3 separate regions of the Homo sapiens genome follow, and regions 1 and 2 are each linked to region 3. Evidence: read pairs that join two places in POLR2A ChIA-PET (ENCODE). Cell type or tissue: IMR-90. All regions are shown on one strand. Links, peaks and the distances in the headings refer to the core of each region. The heading gives the core; the rest is flanking DNA.

Region 1 (5,624 bases), core at 308-5,307, 140 kb before region 3:
GTCAGAACTAAACAGTACTCTGTAAAAAGACAGAAACAAATAACTATATCAGCTTTTTTTTTTTTTAAGGTATTCATTTTATGAAGATAACTGACTACCTTGCCTATTTAGCAATGTGGCCTAATGTTTCCTTTAGAAAAATTATGCTCATAACAAGCTGTAGTCACTAAGCATAACAGCACAAAGCCACAATATATTTTTCTTTTTCTCTTCTTTTCTTTTCTTTTCTTTTTTTTTTTTTTTTTGAGACAGAGTTTTGCTCTTATTGCCCAGGCTGGAGTGCAGTGGTGCGATCTCGGCTCACTGCAAACTCTGACTCCTGGGTCAAGCGATTCTCCTACCTCAGCCTCCCAAGTAGCTGGGATTACAGGCATGAGCCACCATGCCCAGCTAATTTTGTATTTTTAGTAGAGACAGGGTTTCACCATGTTGGTCAGGCCGGTTTTGAACTCCTGGCCTCAGGTGATCCACCGCCTTAGCTTCCCAAAGTGCAGGTGTGAGCCACCGACCCCAGCCAGCCACAATATATTTTTCTAAGGCTTTATGTCCTTTAAATGTATTCCCTTACAGTCTAGATACAAACAAATCCAAAACACTCTTTTACTGGAGGCATATCTTCTTCAGACCTCACATGATTTGACTCTTAAATTCTGCGTTTATTTTTCCGTGTATTATAAGGTATTGAGTTAGTTTAAATATGGTTCTTTTGGAAGGATGAGAGATTACCTTTACTGATCTTTGATTCATATTTTCCTAGTCAAATTGGAGAATTTGCAAGGGAACAGTCCACCTAGTACAAAATTACAAAGAATAAATTCTTTCCCTTAAACATATGCTACGCATCTCTTTTCACATGGCGAATGAAAACAAAACAAAACAAAACACCTATGCTACACATACAAAAACACAAAAAAGAGTAAGTGACATTTTGGGGTAGGATACCATGTCTGTTACCATTTAAAAGCTTTTAATAGTCAATATGACTCTCTCCACTGTCAAAATGGGATCTGTTCCTCTAACCTGCTAGTTACTAAGTAGCCCTTCTTTTTCACATACCCACAACAAAACCCACCATAATAAAAGAGGTCAGCCAGAGAAAAAGGAGACGCTATCATAACTCCTGAACCATTGCGGTGTAATGTTTATGTAGCATTTACGTAAGGATTGTCACAAGCTTGGATTTAAAGTACTGAAAGGGCAGGAAGAGTGCTGCTGCATGCACATAGTAGTCAATGCAACAGTCTACATTTACTGTGTTGAACAAGCACACTGAATAAAACCTATGACAGTACAATATGTTGTACTCTAATATCAGATCTGTGGATACCGGCAGGACTTACTTCCTGATTGAATTTGATCAGATAATGCAAAGGACGTTTTGCCAGGTAGAAGCAAGCAGGCAGAACTATTAAGGTTTTCATCCCCTTTCTGCCGGATTGTAATACGCAGTTCTTTAGAGAGGAATCAGACCCATGGCAAGATTTACAACTTTTGGTACTGGGAAAGGACAAACACGAAGTATAAAATGATGGAAAGACTAACTCAACTGGGATCTTTCTGAATGGATCTAGCTTTTAGGAACGTTTATTCTATCCAAATTCATAGTTTAATTATAGTTCTCTAGTTAGGTAAAATTTATGTTCAAAAAAATTGTGCTTGGCCAGGCATGGTAGCTCACACTTGTAATCCCCGTTACTTGGGAGGCTGAGGCAGAAGGATCACTTGAGCCCAGGAGTTTGAGACCAGGAGGCCCTGTCTCTACAAAAAATAAATAAACATTAGTCAGGTGTGGTGGCTCACGCCCATAGTCCCAGCTGTTTGGGAGGCTGGGGTGGGAGGATTGCTTGAGCCCAGGAGGTCAAGGTTGCTGTGAGCTGTGATCACGCCACTACACTCTATCCTGAGAGGTGGAGTGAGATCCCATCTCTATTAAAAAAAAAGAAGTGCTTGGAATAAAGATAGTTTTAAAAGGCAGATCCAATATATGTGAGTTTAAATGCAGTCCTTTAGGAACCATATTTGGGATTTATTATTGTATATAGATAAACCAAACAGTACTCAATTCAATATACCTAAAATCTAAACAAGCAAAGCAAAATTTTCCCAGAATACAAGGAAAATAGGATTCTTGTTGTGATGGAAAAGAACTAATAAGATCACCTGAACTTTTTTTTTTTTTTGAGACGGGTTTCACTTTTGTCCCCCAGGCTGGAGTGCAATGGCACGATCTCGGCTCACCACAAACTCTGCCTCCCGGGTTCAAGTGATTCTTCTGCCTTAGCCTCCCAAGTAGCTGGGATTACAGGCGGGCACCACCATGCCGGGCTAATTTTGTATTTTTTAGTAGAGATGGGGTTTCTCCATGTTGGTCAGGCTGGTCTCGAACTCTCGACCTCAGGTGATCCGCCCGCCTCGGCCTCCCAAAGTGTTGAGATTACAGGCGGGAGCCACCATGCCCAGCAATCACCTGAACTTTCTTTGCTGCAAAAGACTGCTCTGTGTGTGTTTTTTTTTTTTAAACACCCCTCCCCTTGAGCAGACAATCCAGCCCTACTCTAGCTGCCAAACAGAGGCAAAATGGCTCTTTGTGGAAACAAAAACGAGTAGGAAGAAAAGCTTAAAATTTATTTTTCAATAAAGGTTAAATAAAAATCTATGCTATAAAAAAATATCTATTTACATCTGCACCCTTCATTTGGCAGATTCATTCATTCACTCATTCATTCAAACAAGTATGCATCAAGTGCCCACTATTCTAAACATTGGTTTGGGTGTTAGGGTTAATTAAAGCAGTGAACAAAACAACAAAAACCTCTGCTCTTACAAGGCTCCAATTTGAGAATGCTGACACCCTAAATAGGTTAAATGTCCTATGGCCAAAGTTTTGGGATAAGATAAAACCAAGGTCTGAGCTCTTCTTTCTCCTTCTACTGTAAGTATGAGACTAAACAGTTTGTTGAGCCCTAGGCTCAGATTTCCCAGAATAAGGAGACTCTTTAGGCATTATCATCAATGTCATCTCTATGCCTTGACTCCCAAATATCTCTCTAGTTGTCTCTGGAGAACCATCCTCTGCCTGCTAGACCTCTTCAGGTGGAATACATTGCTAGTATTTCAAACTCAAGATGCCTAAATTCAAATTCCAAACAAGTTCCTCCCCCAACTTTGCCATCTCTAGTAATAGTACCACATGCCTCCTAATTATCCAGGCTCAAGATCTCTGCAACAGCTTTGACTCTTCCTTCTCCCTTAATCCTGACATTCATGTGGGCTGCCAATTCTGGTAGATTATATCACTGTAGCATTGTTCAATTCTGTTTCATTTGCCCTACTATAACCCATCTAGACTCCCTCTACATCTCAAGGGAATTCACTGCCTGCTTAATGATTTCCATGTTTGCTGCCAGACTAGTACCACATTCTGTGCCAAAAGATTTCAAAAGCAGAGTTTTAATCATATCACTCCTTTGCTTAAAAATCTTTAGTCCCTATTCCTACTTAAAATAAGCACCAACTCGCCAGCCCAGCATTCCAGGAGCTTCACCAAATGGTTTCAACCTACTTTCCTAGCCTTGTCTCCTAGGACTCCTTTACTCGCATCATATATTTTAGAAAACTGAACTAGATAAAACATTTGTTGTTGATCATATATTCTTCTGCTTGGAATGCCTCTTCCATCTCATTTAATTCTGCTAAAAGCATGTCAAATGCAGCTTCTCTCATCAAATTATTTGTCTTGCTCAGACTAGATGAAATTTCTTCTTCCAAACCCAGATGATAATAATTTGCAACTTGGGATGCTTATCTGTTCTGCCTTGTGTTATAGTTATCTGTCCATTTGGCTTATCTACTTGTCAGCTCTTTGAGGACAAGGACTCCCTACTTGGTATCCACAGGATATACTTTTTTTTTTTTTTTTTTTTTTTTGAAACAAAGTCTCTGCTGCCCCGGCTGGAGTGCAGTGGCACAGTCTCATGTGCACTGGCTCACTGCACAACCTCCGCCTCCCAGGTTCAAGCAATTCTCCTGCCTCAGCCTCCCAAGTAACTGAGATTACAGGCGCCCACCACCACACCCAGCTAATTTTTGTATTTTTAGTAGAGATGGGGTTTCACCATGTTGGCCAGGCTGGTCTCGAACTCCTGGCCTCAAGTTATCCACCCGCCTCAGCCTTCCAAAGTGCTGGGATTACACGTGTGAGCCACCTTCCCTGGCCCACAGGATACAGTTTCACATAGCAGGTCCTCAGCTCAGATTTACTGAGTCAAAGTTGCTGATGAAAGGTTAGCTGTTCCTAAAGTCAATACCTGTCAATCTCGCTCAAGGAGAAACTGTATTTTTCTTTTGCTAATTTCAAAACTTGAAAGGAATTAGTCTAGAAAATCATCTTGTTTTCAATTCTTAGAGTAATAAGAGAGAGATTTGGCTGCAAATTTTCTTAAAAAAAAAAAAAGGGCATAAGAAAACAATCCTAAAGATAGAAGAAATGTAATATTAACATAGACCAAAGGTTGAACAGACACTAGAAATCCATTACCCAGAGTGCATAGTGCAGAAAGAATTTTACCCAGCAAGGATTCAGAATCCTGGTGGGAAGGCGTTATAACATTTACATCAACGTGAAGGAATTCCAATCTCTTAGCAGCCACAGGATACTAAAAACTCTAAAATTAAAAAAATAGGGCCAGGCATAGTGGCTCCCAGCATTTTGGGAGGCAGAGGTGGGCAGATTGCTTGAACCCAGGAATTTGAGAACAGCCTGAGAAACACAGTGAAACTGTCTCTACAGAAAATACGAAAAAAAAAAAAAAATTAGCTGGGCGTGGTGGCGTGTGCCTGTAGTCCCAGCTACTCAGGAGGCTAAGGTGGAAGGATCACTTTAGCCCAGGAAGTTGAGGCTGCAGTGAGCTGTGATTGTGCCACTGTGCTCCAGCCTGGGCAACAGAGTGAAATCTTTTCTCAAAAAAAAAAAAAAAAAAAAAAGAAAAAGAAAAGAAAAAGAGAAAAAAATATATATCAAAGAGAGATATTCAAGATTCAACTTTTCAAAAATAAGCATAGTAGTTAAATACAGATGAGATTTTCCTAAATAATTATATACTGTGGTCAGAGACTTTTCATTTAAAAGTACATTGAAATTCACTACTCAGTTTTTACCCTGACAACCGAAGTTTTCAATCATCTCTTTTCCTCATACTTTAAAAATCCATGCAAAACCACAGCATTGGTTATAAATTCACTGAAGCAGGAAAGTAAAGGAAACACATATTTTAAGATAGTCTAGGACGGGCGCGGTGGCTCATGCCTGTAATCCCAGCATTTTGGGAGGCCGAGGCGGGCGGATTGCCTGAGCTCAGGAGTTCGCAACCAGCCTGGGAGACAGTGAAACCCTGTCTCTACTAAAATACAAAACATTATGCAGGTGTGGTGGCGTGCGCCTGCAGTCCCAGCTACTCGGGAGGCTGAGGCAGGAGAGTTGCTCGAACCCGGGAGGTGGAGGTTGCAGTGACGCGAGATCGCGCCACTGCACACCACCCTGGGCGACAGAGCAAGACTCCATCTCAAAATAAATAAATAAATAAAATTTTAAAAAAAATTCTATCACATTCTAAGAGAATGGAGGT
Region 2 (5,624 bases), core at 308-5,307, 150 kb before region 3:
TCTACCTCCCGAGTTCAAGCGATTCTCCTGCCTCAGCCTCCCGAGTAGCTGGGACTACAGGTATGCACCACCACATCTGGCTAATTTTTGTATTTTTTAGTAGAAATGGGGTTTCACCATATTGGCCAGGCTGGTCTTGAACTCCTGACCCCAAGTGATCTGGCTGGTATTTTTTTTCTATTAAATTTTTAGTATAACTTTATGGCCGGGTGCAGTGGCTCACGCCTGTAATCCCAGCATTTTGGGAGGCCGAGGTGGGCGGATCACGAGGTCAGGAGATTAAGACCATCCTGACTAACACGGTGAAACTCCGTCTCTACTAAAAATACAAAAAATTAGCCGGGCATGGTGGCACACGTCTGTAGTCCCAGCTACTCGGGAGGCTGAGGCAGGAGAATGGTGTGAACCTGGGAGGCGTAGCTTGCAGTGAGCAGAGATCATGCCACTGCACTCCAGCCTGGGTGACAGAGCGAGACTTCGTCTCAAAAAATAAATAAATAAATAAATAAATTTTTAGTATAATGTCATTATAAAAGATAATAAAAAATAAGCTTCATTATAAAAAGCTTTATTTGCGGCCAGGCACGGTGGCTCGTGCCTGTAATCCTAGCACTTTGGGAGGCCGAGACAGGTGGATTGCCTGAGCTCAGCAGTTCGAGACCAGCCTGGACAACATGGTGAAACCCCGTCTCTATTAAAATACAAAAAATCAGCTGGGCGTGGTGGCGGGCGCCTGTAATCCCAGCTACTCAGGAGGCTGAGGCACAAGAATTGCTTGAACCTGGGAGGCGGACGTTGTAGTGAGCCAAGATCATGCCACTGCACCCCAGCCTGGACAACAATGCGAAACTCTGTCTCAAAAAAAAAAAAAAAAAAGATTTGCATACTTCAAATAGACATTTATTTTGCTTTAATCACTATTAAAATTAATCGCTCATTACTCTGGCTATACCAAACAAGACCAATTAATATCTTAAAGCATTACTCATGAGAAAGACTAAGATGAAGGACTGTTTTGACGTTCAGACCTGGTAATATCCCTTTTAGGAGTCTCAATAATTTGGGTTATTAGTTTCATTTCTCAAAATGTCACTGTGAGGAGAAATCAGAGCTGTGTACCAAAGGAAACAGTACTTCAACTCATGTGTCATTCTAAGTCTTATGTCCTTACTTGGTCCTGAACATTTCTAAAAGCTCCCTAAACATTTTAATTCAGACAACTTTAGAGGAATCTTTTTGAAAGGGAAAATATATTATCTTCTTGCATTTAGGCCTTCCACACATAAAAGATCTGTGGAAATACTGGAAGGATGAGAACCATGGGGGTCTGCCCATTAAATATGTTGGAACAGGAGCCTTCATGTGCCTTATCAGAGCAAACTTTTCTTGTCTTAGATTCTGCACTCCCTCCCAGGGTCATGGTGTCTGCAAGTCACCCAGGTTAGGCCAAACATGATTTTACTACATTACCTCTGGCAAGTGAGACAACTCAGAAATATGTGGACATCTGTTGTGTTAGGAAAGTATTGTTAATCTGGTTTGCAAAAGGTATGCTAAAAACAGTGTCAGCCCAAAGAGGCCAAAGTAATGAGGAGCAGCAGAGCTGAACATAGTATTAGGTAAATGGTGTAACTGCCTGTCCTCTATCTAAGTGCCAAGGAAGCTGGTAAAACTTAGTTTATAGGGAGTAGAGGAAGTTGCATGTTTCAAAAGAGTTGCCAAAGACACCTCAGTTGGATCCATTTCTAAAGGACACTTTACGAGGCCAGGCACGGTGGCTCACATCTGTAATCCCAGGACTTTGCGAGGCCAAGGCAGGTGGATCACTTGAGGTCAGGAGTTTGAGACCAGCCTGGATGACATGGCAAAAACCCATCTCTACTAAATATCCAAAAATTAGCTGGGTGTGGTGGCACGTGCCTGTAATCCCAGCTGCTCTAGAGGCTGACAGGAGAATCGCTTGAACCCGGGAAACAGCAGTTGCAGTAAGCCAAGATCGCGCTACTGCACTCCAGCCTGGATGACAGAGCCAGACTCCATCTCGAAAAAAAAAAAAAAAAAGAGAGAAAAAGAAATATGCTTATTTTGTAATTATAAAAAGACAAGGATAAACCATAATGTTAAAAAGGAAAATACCAAAGAGCTGCTCTTGCAGCTCTGTTTTGAACAAGCTGCTCTCTTCTATTGGTGTACAGATCCCAGGATCTCCTAACTTTATTATTATATTAGGGATTCCCTTTGTTTCTTTCCTGTGCTGGATCTCTGGTTTCCTGGATCCCAGATATTCCTTTCTTTTTATTTTTTTTGAGATAGAGTCTTGTTGTGTCGCCCAGGCTGGAGTGCAGGGGCGCAATCTCAGCTCACTGCAACTTCTGCCTCCCGAGTTTAAGTGATTCTCCTGCCTCAGCCTCCCAAGTAGCTGGGACTACAGGTACCCACCACCACGCCCAGCTAATTTTTTAAAATTACTTTTTAGTAGAGATGGAGTTTCACCATAGTGGCCAGGCTGGTCTTGAACTCCTGACCTTGTGATCTGCTCACCTCGGCCTCCCAAAGTGCTGGGATTACAGGCATGAGCTATTGCACACAGCTGCTACTCTCTTGTTCTATTAATTCTGATAACACACATCCTCATGTGGCTTCACAAGAAAGTGTGCCTGAGAAATAAAATTGAGTTTTTTGTTTTGTTTTGTTTTGTTTTGTTTTAAAGAGACAGGGTCTTGCTCTGTCACCCAGGCTGAAATGCAGTGGTACGATCATGGCTCACTGCAGCCTCAAACTCCTGGGCTCAAGCGATCCTCCCGCCTAAGCCTTCCTGGCAGCCAGGACTATAGGCACATAGCACCACACCTAGCCAATTTTTCTGTTTTGTGTAGAGACAATATCTTGCTATATTGCCAGGATGGTCAAGAACTCCTGGCCTCAAGTGATCCTCCTGCCTAGGCTTCTCAAAATGCTGGAATTATCGGTGTTAGCCACTGTGCCTGGCTCCTAAGAGCAATGATTTTTTTCTCTTTTTTTTTGAGACGGAATCTCAGTCCATCACCCAGGCTGGAGTGCAATGGCGTGATCTCGGCTCACTGCAACCTCTGCCTCCCAGGTTCAAGCGTTCTCCTGCCTCAGCCTCCTGAGTAGCTGGAACTATAGGCATGCGCCACCATGCCCAGCTAATTTTTGTATTTTTAGTAGAGACGGGGTTTCACCATGTTGGCCAGGATGGTCTCAATCACTTGACCTTGTGATCTGCCCACCTTGGGCTCCCAAAGTGCTGGGATTATAGGTGCGAGCCACCACGCCTGGCCATCCTAGCTAATTTTTTAACTTTCTGTAGAGATGAGCTCTCCCTTTGTTGCTCAGTCTTGTCCAATCCATCATGGTTTTTTTTGGGGGGGATGGAGCCTCATTCTGTCACCCAGGCTAGAGTATGCAGTGGCATGATCTCGGCTCACTGCAACTTCTGCCTCCCAGATTCAGGCAATCCTCCCACCTCAGCCTCCTGAGTAGCTAGGATTACAGGTATGCGCCACCGGGCCTGGCTAATTTTTTTTTTTTTGTATTTATAGTACAGATGGGGTTTCACCATGTTGGCCAGGCTAGTCTTGAACTCCTGACTTCAAGTGATCCACCTGCTTTGGCCTCCCAAAGTGCTGTGATTACAGGAGCTACCACGCCCAGCCTCAATCCATCATTTTAACCTATATGATCCTATGTGGTTTTCTATAGGGCCAAAACTGTCTTTCAAGCTGTGATTAAGATCTTTCCATGAATCACTCCTTGTAACAGCATATCCTAGATGATCAAGGCTACCAAGATGCATTTCTACATGTACAAACCTGTCTGCACCTTTATAAGAATTTATGTTTGACAGCTCTGAGTTCACTGTGTGTCCCAACTGATGGTGTCACTTACCAGTATGAGAACAATATTGAGGCTAAGATTATTAAAAACATTCACATGTAAGACAAGTTAAGAGATACCAGATGTTCTAGTACTAAACAGAAAAAAGAGATTCAGAATAGCCCAAATGAAATCAGAAATAATTTTCTTAAGATCACATTGATTCCAGGGAGAAAAAAGGAAACAGCCCAACTTCCTGGGTACCCACTCAGAAACAGATGACTTATACAAATTAACATTCTCAGCTTATGCGTTAAGGCACATATCATGGAATGAGCAACATATGCAGTCCTTTAGTCCTCTATTCAAAAAATACTTGTAAGTTTCAGGTCTTTACAATTCACAGACTTGACACTAACACAATCCTACCTTGATGTTATTTTTATGGTTTATCATGAATGCATCAAGGTGGTAGGACTAGGTTAACCAGAAATCAGTATCAGAAATCATATAGATGTTTCTTAGTCAATGACAACAGGAAGTAATCATTTTAACAAGCGACTCTTACCCAAGTCCACCTAGACAGAAAATCTACAGAGATATTCAATTAGCCCTTCCTGTAAGCTTCCTTTCTAAGGCTGCCGAAGGTTCAGAAGCAAGCCAACATTCCACCAGCCAAGCTGGAAAGGCCAGGAAAAGGCAATAAAGGCAGTAAATACCTGCACTGATCCCCCATGGCGGTCTGCAGCCAAGTGAGACGTTAGGTATGAGGTATTGGTCTGCCGGCTGGGCTGAATTTCCCACTCTCCTCGGCGCTCTGATGATACATTCTGCTTAGGCGTTAGAAAGCATGAGAGCAAGATATGGAAGGAAAGGTGAAGCAACAGCAAGCAATAACAAAATCAAGTACATTCGTGTCCCTGTAGGTTTTTCTTTCGGTTTTGGATTTTAAACTAACAACCACTGGAAAGCAGTGAGGAAAAGTAAGCTTGTCTACATTCATTTTAGCCTTAATGAGTCAATACATGAATCTATATCACACCCTCCTTACCCAGAACCAGAAAACCAATAACGACCAAAAGAGGAGGGAGGGGGAAAAAACACACAGTCAAAGCTGGGATCATCTTTTAGTTTCCATAGAGGTAAAATTTCAGTAGCCACTAAGCAGATCAAACTCAGAATGTTAAGATTGTTCGGAGTGGTGGCATACGCCTATAATCTCAGCACTTTGGGAGGCCAAGGTGGGCGGATCACGAGGTCTGGAGTTCGAGACCAGCCTGACCAACATGGTGAAAGCCTGTCTCTACTAAAATTACAAAAATGAGCTGGGCATGGTGGCGCACACCTGTGATCCCAGCTACTCGGGAGGCTGAAGCAGGAGAATTGCTTAAACCCAGGAGGTGGAGGTTGCAGTGAGCCAAGATCGCGCCACTGCACTCCAGCCTGCGCGACAGAGCAAGACTCCATCTCGAAAAAATAATAATAATAATAACAAAAAAAATAGCTACATCGTTTGCCTGGTTCTTCTAGCTAACAGCGTCTAGACTGAATTAGAAAAAGTTTACTTATTAATATGATACTATGAATTATTTTCTTCTGGAAAGCAAAAGGAGGGTCGACCTTCAACTAAAAACCTCTTTGGATTCTGCTTTCACCTTAGTATCATTCAGGCTCTCCTTCTTTACCTGCTTTTTACATCTGCTACTATTCTGATCTTGCTCATATGTGACTTTTGTCCAGAAGAATCTGTTTAGGTGCCTCTTCCCCTGTGCCAGATGGCTGAGTTG
Region 3 (5,624 bases), core at 295-5,294:
ATTTTTCCATTAACTGCCTCATCACTATCTACCTCCTAAAGAATCAGTATATTTCTTTCATGAATATTTACTTTGTGATTGATGATTTGAATTTTAAGCTTTAATAACCAACTTTAACAATTATTATTTTTTAAAAACCCTATCACAAGCTTAGTAGTAAAGAATCATTCTAATGTTGATGGAAACAATTAGAATTTCAACCTTTTCTGTTGATCAAGAAAATACTAGACTGTCATACAAGCTACATCCTCACTTGAGTTCTCTAAGGATGAAAGTCAACAAATTCTTGCTGTTGTTCCTGTATTGTCCTAGTCATTTCATTTCAAAAACCTAAGAATAAGGAGAAAATAAAATTTACCTGCAACATCCCAGTAATCTTTTTCAATGCAAGCACAAATATTTCCTGTTTGTCACTATACCCCCAGTACCTACACTAGGCCTAACACATAGTATAACAGTTGCTCAATAAATTTATGGAGCATGAATGAATAATATTCATCTTAATTCATATATCCATCTATCGATTTATGTGGCTATTTTTTACCTATCTGCCTACCAAACTATTCTATGGAACTCTATGCGACTAGGGACTGCTCTCTGACTTACGTACCTAAACCGTTCAAAGCACCATGCCCAAAACAGAGTAAACAAATGTAAAATTGAATTGACTGTTTTCAAGTAACTGAAATTTACTTGACAAATTATCTTGATTAACTAGATTCGATCTCTCTCATTTCACTCCTTATTCTATTCACAAGAAAATTACAAAGCAAAACCACAATGTCCTCAAAGTGTATAAGCCACACTCTACATACTTCCTTTCTTCCTTTCTTATTTGTTTTAAAGCCCAGGAATTCTACTGAAGTCAGCATAAATGCTACCTGCACTCAATACTTACCTATGTCACTGAACATGCTTAATTGATAAATTTAAATAATAATTTTGGCAGGTCCTGTGCTATGTGCCTATAATCCCAGCTACTCAAGAGACTGAGGTGGGAGGATCACTTTGAGCCCAGGAGTTCATGACCAGCCTGGGCAACTTAGAAAGACTCCATCTCAAACAAAAAAATAACAATAATAATTAATTTTTGATCTGAAAATGTAAGAGATTCAAAATAACTGACATAGATATAACAAACTAGAAAGCATCTATAACCAAGGAAAATATAACTTTCATTAGAGAGGAAGTTTACAGGTTAGTAACAGTTCATGGAAAACTCAGTTTTAGTCACGATTCTATGGAAAAATCATCTACTCAAGTAATATAAAAATTTTCACTAGTGAGATTTACATTACAGAAAATCCTTCACATAAACATATTTTATAAATATTCACATATGTCTTTTTAACGTATTATTTACTTTTTTCTGATTCAGAAACACATGCTTGTTATTTTGAAAAAAGCAGAACTCGGCCGGGCGCAGTGGCTCACACCTGTAATCCCAGCACTTCAGGAGGCCAAGACGGGTAAATCACCTGAGGTCAGGAGTTCAAGACCAGCCTGGCCAACATGGTGAAACCCCATCTCTACTAAAAATACAAAAATTATCCAGGCGCAGTGGCAGGCACCTGTAATCCCAGCTACTCAGGAGGCTGAGGCAGGAGAATCGCTTGAACCTGGGAGGTGGAGGTTGCTGTGAGCTGAGATCTTGCCACTGTATGCCAGCCTGGGCAACAGAGCGAGACTCCGTCTCAAACAAAACAAAACAAAAAAACAAAAGCAAGCAGAACTCATAGAAACATATGACAAAAAAATGAGAGTGAAACTTCATCACCAAAAAAGACTTCTAATAAGTTTTTCCAGTAATATACTAACATTTTTGTCTGTTTTAAGAGACAGAATCTTGCTCTGCCACCCAGGCTGAAATGCAGTCGTACCATGATAGCTCACTGCAGCCTCGAACTCCTGGGTTCAAGCTATTCTACCACTTCAGCCTCCCGAACAGCTAGGACTACAGGTACCACCATGCCTATTTTATTTTTTGTAGAATGGGTCTCATTATGTTGCCTAGGCCGGTCTCAAACTCTTAGCCTCAAGTAATCCTCCCACCTCAGCTTCCCAAAGCTCTGGGATTACAGATGTGAACCCACCTGGCTTTGTTTTTTACTGTGATAAAATATATATAATATTTATAATTTAACCTTTTGTAAATGTACAATTCAGTGGCATGAAAACACACTCACAATATTGTGTAACAGTCTCCAGTATCTATACCCAAAATATTCTCATTATCCTCAACATTAATTCTGTACCCATTAAACAATAGCTCTGCTTTTCTCTGCCCCATCAGCCCCTGATAACCTCTATTCTACTTTGTCTTTGAATTTGTCTATCCTAGGTAGCTCATAAGTGAAATCATGCAATATTTGTCCTGTGTCTGACTTATTATACTAAGCATGTTTTCAAAGTTTACCCACGTCATAGCATGTGTCAGAATTTCCTTCCTTTGTATGTATATACTACATATTGTTTATGCACTCATCTGTCAACAGGCGCTTGGTTGGCTATTATGAATGCTGTTATAAAGGTACTGTACAAACATCTGTTTCAAACCCTGTTTTTGATTCTTTTAGATATATGCCTAAGAGAGGACTGCTGGGTCTATATGGTAGTCCTATGTGTAACCTTTCGAGAAACTGCCAAGCTGTTTTCCACAATGGCTGCGGCATTTTATATTCCCACCAGCAATAAATAGAGTTCCAATTTCTCCACATCCTCACTACTTTTTTACTTTCTGTGTGTGTATTTTAATAGCTATCTTAATGGATGTGAAGTGATATTTAGTATGATAGCAAGATTAGGACTTCTATAGATGTGCAAGAACCATTTTCTAAGTAAGCATAGGCATGGGACATCTAACAACTTGATGGTTAAAAACACTTGAGCCCGGCGCGGTGGCTCACACCTGTAATCCCAGCACATTGGGAGGCCAAGACAGGCAGATCACCTGAGGTCAGGAGTTCGAGACTAGCCTGACCAACACAGAGAAACTCCCATCTCTACTAAAAATACAAAATTAGCTGGGTGTGGTGGTACATGTCTATAATCCCAGCTACGCAGGAAGCTGAGGCAGGAGAATCGCTTGAACCTAGGAGGTGCAGGTTGTGGTGAGCTGAGATCGTGCCACTGCACTCCAGCCTGGGCAACAAGAGTGAAACTCGGTCTCAAAAAAAAAAAAAAAAAAAAAAAAAAAACACTTCTGGCCGGGCGCGATAGCTTACACCTGTAATCCCAGCACTTTGGGAGGTGGAAGCTGGTGGATCACCTGAAGTTGGGAGTTCGAGACCAGCCTGACCAACATGGTGAAACCCCGTCTCTACTAAAAATACAAAATTAGCCAAGGATGGTGCTGCATGCCTGTAATCACAGCTACTTGAGAGGCTGAGGCAGAAGAATGGCTTGGACCCAGGAGGTGGAGATAGCAGTGAGCCAAGATCACGCCACTGCACTACAGCCTGGGCAACAAGAGCGAAACTCCATCTCAAAAAAAAAGTACTTCCAAGAAAAGGGGAGAGTTAAAGTGCAGGATTCTGAAGGGAAAAAGTTAAGGAGGAGAGAAAAGGGGCTACAGGAAAAGAATTAGCAGTTACAAGGGATACAGTCAAGTGAATGTAATCTCTAGTACAGTGATTCTCAAAGCATTGTCCCTAGGTCACCAGCATGAACATCATCTGCAAATCTGCTGAAAATGGAAATTTGGAGGCCCTACCCCAGATGAGCTGAATCAGAAATTCAGGGGGTGAGGACCAGCAATCTGTGTTTTTTTGTTTTTTGTTGTTATTGTTGTTGTTGTTTTGAGGTAGAGTCTCACTCTCTCGCCCAAGGGGGAGTGCAGTGGCACAATCTCCGCTCACTGCAACCTCTGCCTCCCAGGTTCAAGCGATTCTCCTGCCTCAGCCTCCCAAGTAGCTGGGATTACAGGCACCCACCACCACGCCCGGCTAATTTCTGTATTTTTAGTAGAGACAGGGATTCGCCATGTTGGCCCAGCTGGTCTCAAACTCCTGACCTCAGGTGATCCACCCGCCTCGGCCTCCCAAAGTGCTGGGATTACAGACATGAGCCCAGCCAGCAATCTGTGTTTTAACAAACCCTCCAGAAAATTCCAATACATGCTAACATTTTAGAACCACTAGTGTCTAATAAGAGAACTTTAATTATGTAATTAAGATTAAAGCAAAAGAAACAGGAGGAGCAGTAGTGCCCACTGACAACTGTCAGAGGACAAATTGCACAAGGCCTTAAATACGAATATTAAATCAAGAGGAGTGACTGACAGTTCTCAATTTCTGAGGCTCTTTTCCTCTATTAATACCACTGCCCTCAACTAGAGAATGGTCTTTTCAAACTCTCACAGAGTATTTATGAAACTTGACTATATGCTATGCCCAAGAACCACTAAGTTGCATCCATCAATTTTGATGTTGTTTTTTTAATTAACATTCAGTGTTATGCATTGGTAAACCTCTATCATTATTTCTTTTGTAACCTCAAGAGTTATTTAGATGTGTTCTTTTAAATTTCCAAACATTTTTAAAGGTCATTTTTTTAAAAAACTGAGTCCTAATTTAGTTTGCACTGTCATCGAAGGTTTGGTCTATAGAATACATATTCTTTGAATTTGTTGAGATTTTCAGGGCTACTTTGAAGGTTGTTACCTCTCGCATTACAGAAATTTTGGATTCCACAAAGTAACTATATCTGCAAATAGTAGTAACTGTATGAAACTAATTCTTTAAAACTTGAGTACAATGTTCTATATTCACCCAATAGCTCTGTCTTGTTGTGTTGTTTTAATGATTTTTTTTTCTTTAGCACATCTCTGCTGGCAGGAAGTATTGTTTTAATGTCAAAAACATCTATTCTAATATAATGGTGAATTTATAAATTTCTCCTTGTAGTTGTTATGTAGGTTTATGTATGTTGAACCTGTATTATCTGGTATAAGTAACAGAATTCTAGTATCTTCCTGGTAAACTAAACCTTTTATTGTTATATGATGTGGTAGAGACTGCAGGTGGCTTTCCCAGAATCACCACTCCCTCAGTAAAGTCCAGTTTTATTCTGGGCAGCCTAATTACCTTGCAGCAAAGGGCTAATGAAGTTGCTAGGTAGAACTTCTGTGAAACCACTTTAAGGTCATGTATGTTGGCTCATGCCTGTAATCCCAGCACTTTGGGGGGCCGAGGCCAGAGGATCACTTGAGCCCAGGAGCTCAAGACCAGACTGGGCAATATGGCAAAATCCTGTCTCTACAGATAGTTTTTTAAAAATTAGCCAGGCATGGTGGTGTGTGCCTGTGGTCTCAGCTACTTAGGAGGCTGAGGTGGGAGGATCACTTAAAGCCTGGGTAGTTGGTACTGCAGTGAGCCATGATCACACCACGGCACTCCAACCTGGGCAATAGAGTGAGGCACTGTCTCAAAAACACCACCACGTCCAGCTAATTTTTATCTTTTTTTTTTTTTTTTTTTTTTTTTTTGAGACGGAGTCTCGCTCTGTCGCCCAGGCCGGACTGCGGACTGCAGTGGCGCAATCTCGGCTCACTGCAAGCTCCGCTTCCCGGGTTCACGCCATTCTCCTGCCTCAGCCTCCCGAGTAGCTGGGACTACAGGCGCCCG

Evidence for each region. ChIA-PET counts read pairs that join two places held together with the same protein. Peaks named below come from ENCODE experiments on the same cell type or tissue, not always from the same donor. Only the 100,000 strongest peaks of a DNase experiment are listed, where the experiment ranks them.
Region 1: POLR2A ChIA-PET joins it to region 3 with 5 read pairs; 6 of 35 experiments call an interaction of 5 or more read pairs at or near these places.
Region 2: POLR2A ChIA-PET joins it to region 3 with 7 read pairs; 5 of 35 experiments call an interaction of 5 or more read pairs at or near these places.

What each region holds. Positions count from the first base shown.
Region 1 is chr15:64,194,290-64,199,913 of GRCh38, forward strand. The region is part of intron 10 of CSNK1G1 (casein kinase 1 gamma 1); the gene reads right to left. Among named protein-coding and RNA genes, the nearest start is that of PPIB, 34 kb to the left of the region's middle. In IMR-90, for the core only: no CTCF peak of the experiment used is centred there; no DNase peak of the experiment used is centred there.
Region 2 is chr15:64,183,819-64,189,442 of GRCh38, forward strand. All of the region lies in intron 10 of CSNK1G1 (casein kinase 1 gamma 1), which reads right to left. Among named protein-coding and RNA genes, the nearest start is that of PPIB, 24 kb to the left of the region's middle. In IMR-90, for the core only: no CTCF peak of the experiment used is centred there; no DNase peak of the experiment used is centred there.
Region 3 is chr15:64,335,532-64,341,155 of GRCh38, forward strand. All of the region lies in intron 1 of CSNK1G1 (casein kinase 1 gamma 1), which reads right to left. Among named protein-coding and RNA genes, the nearest start is that of CSNK1G1, 18 kb to the right of the region's middle. In IMR-90, for the core only: no CTCF peak of the experiment used is centred there; a DNase peak (open chromatin) is centred at 2,430; H3K27ac peaks cover 167 bases.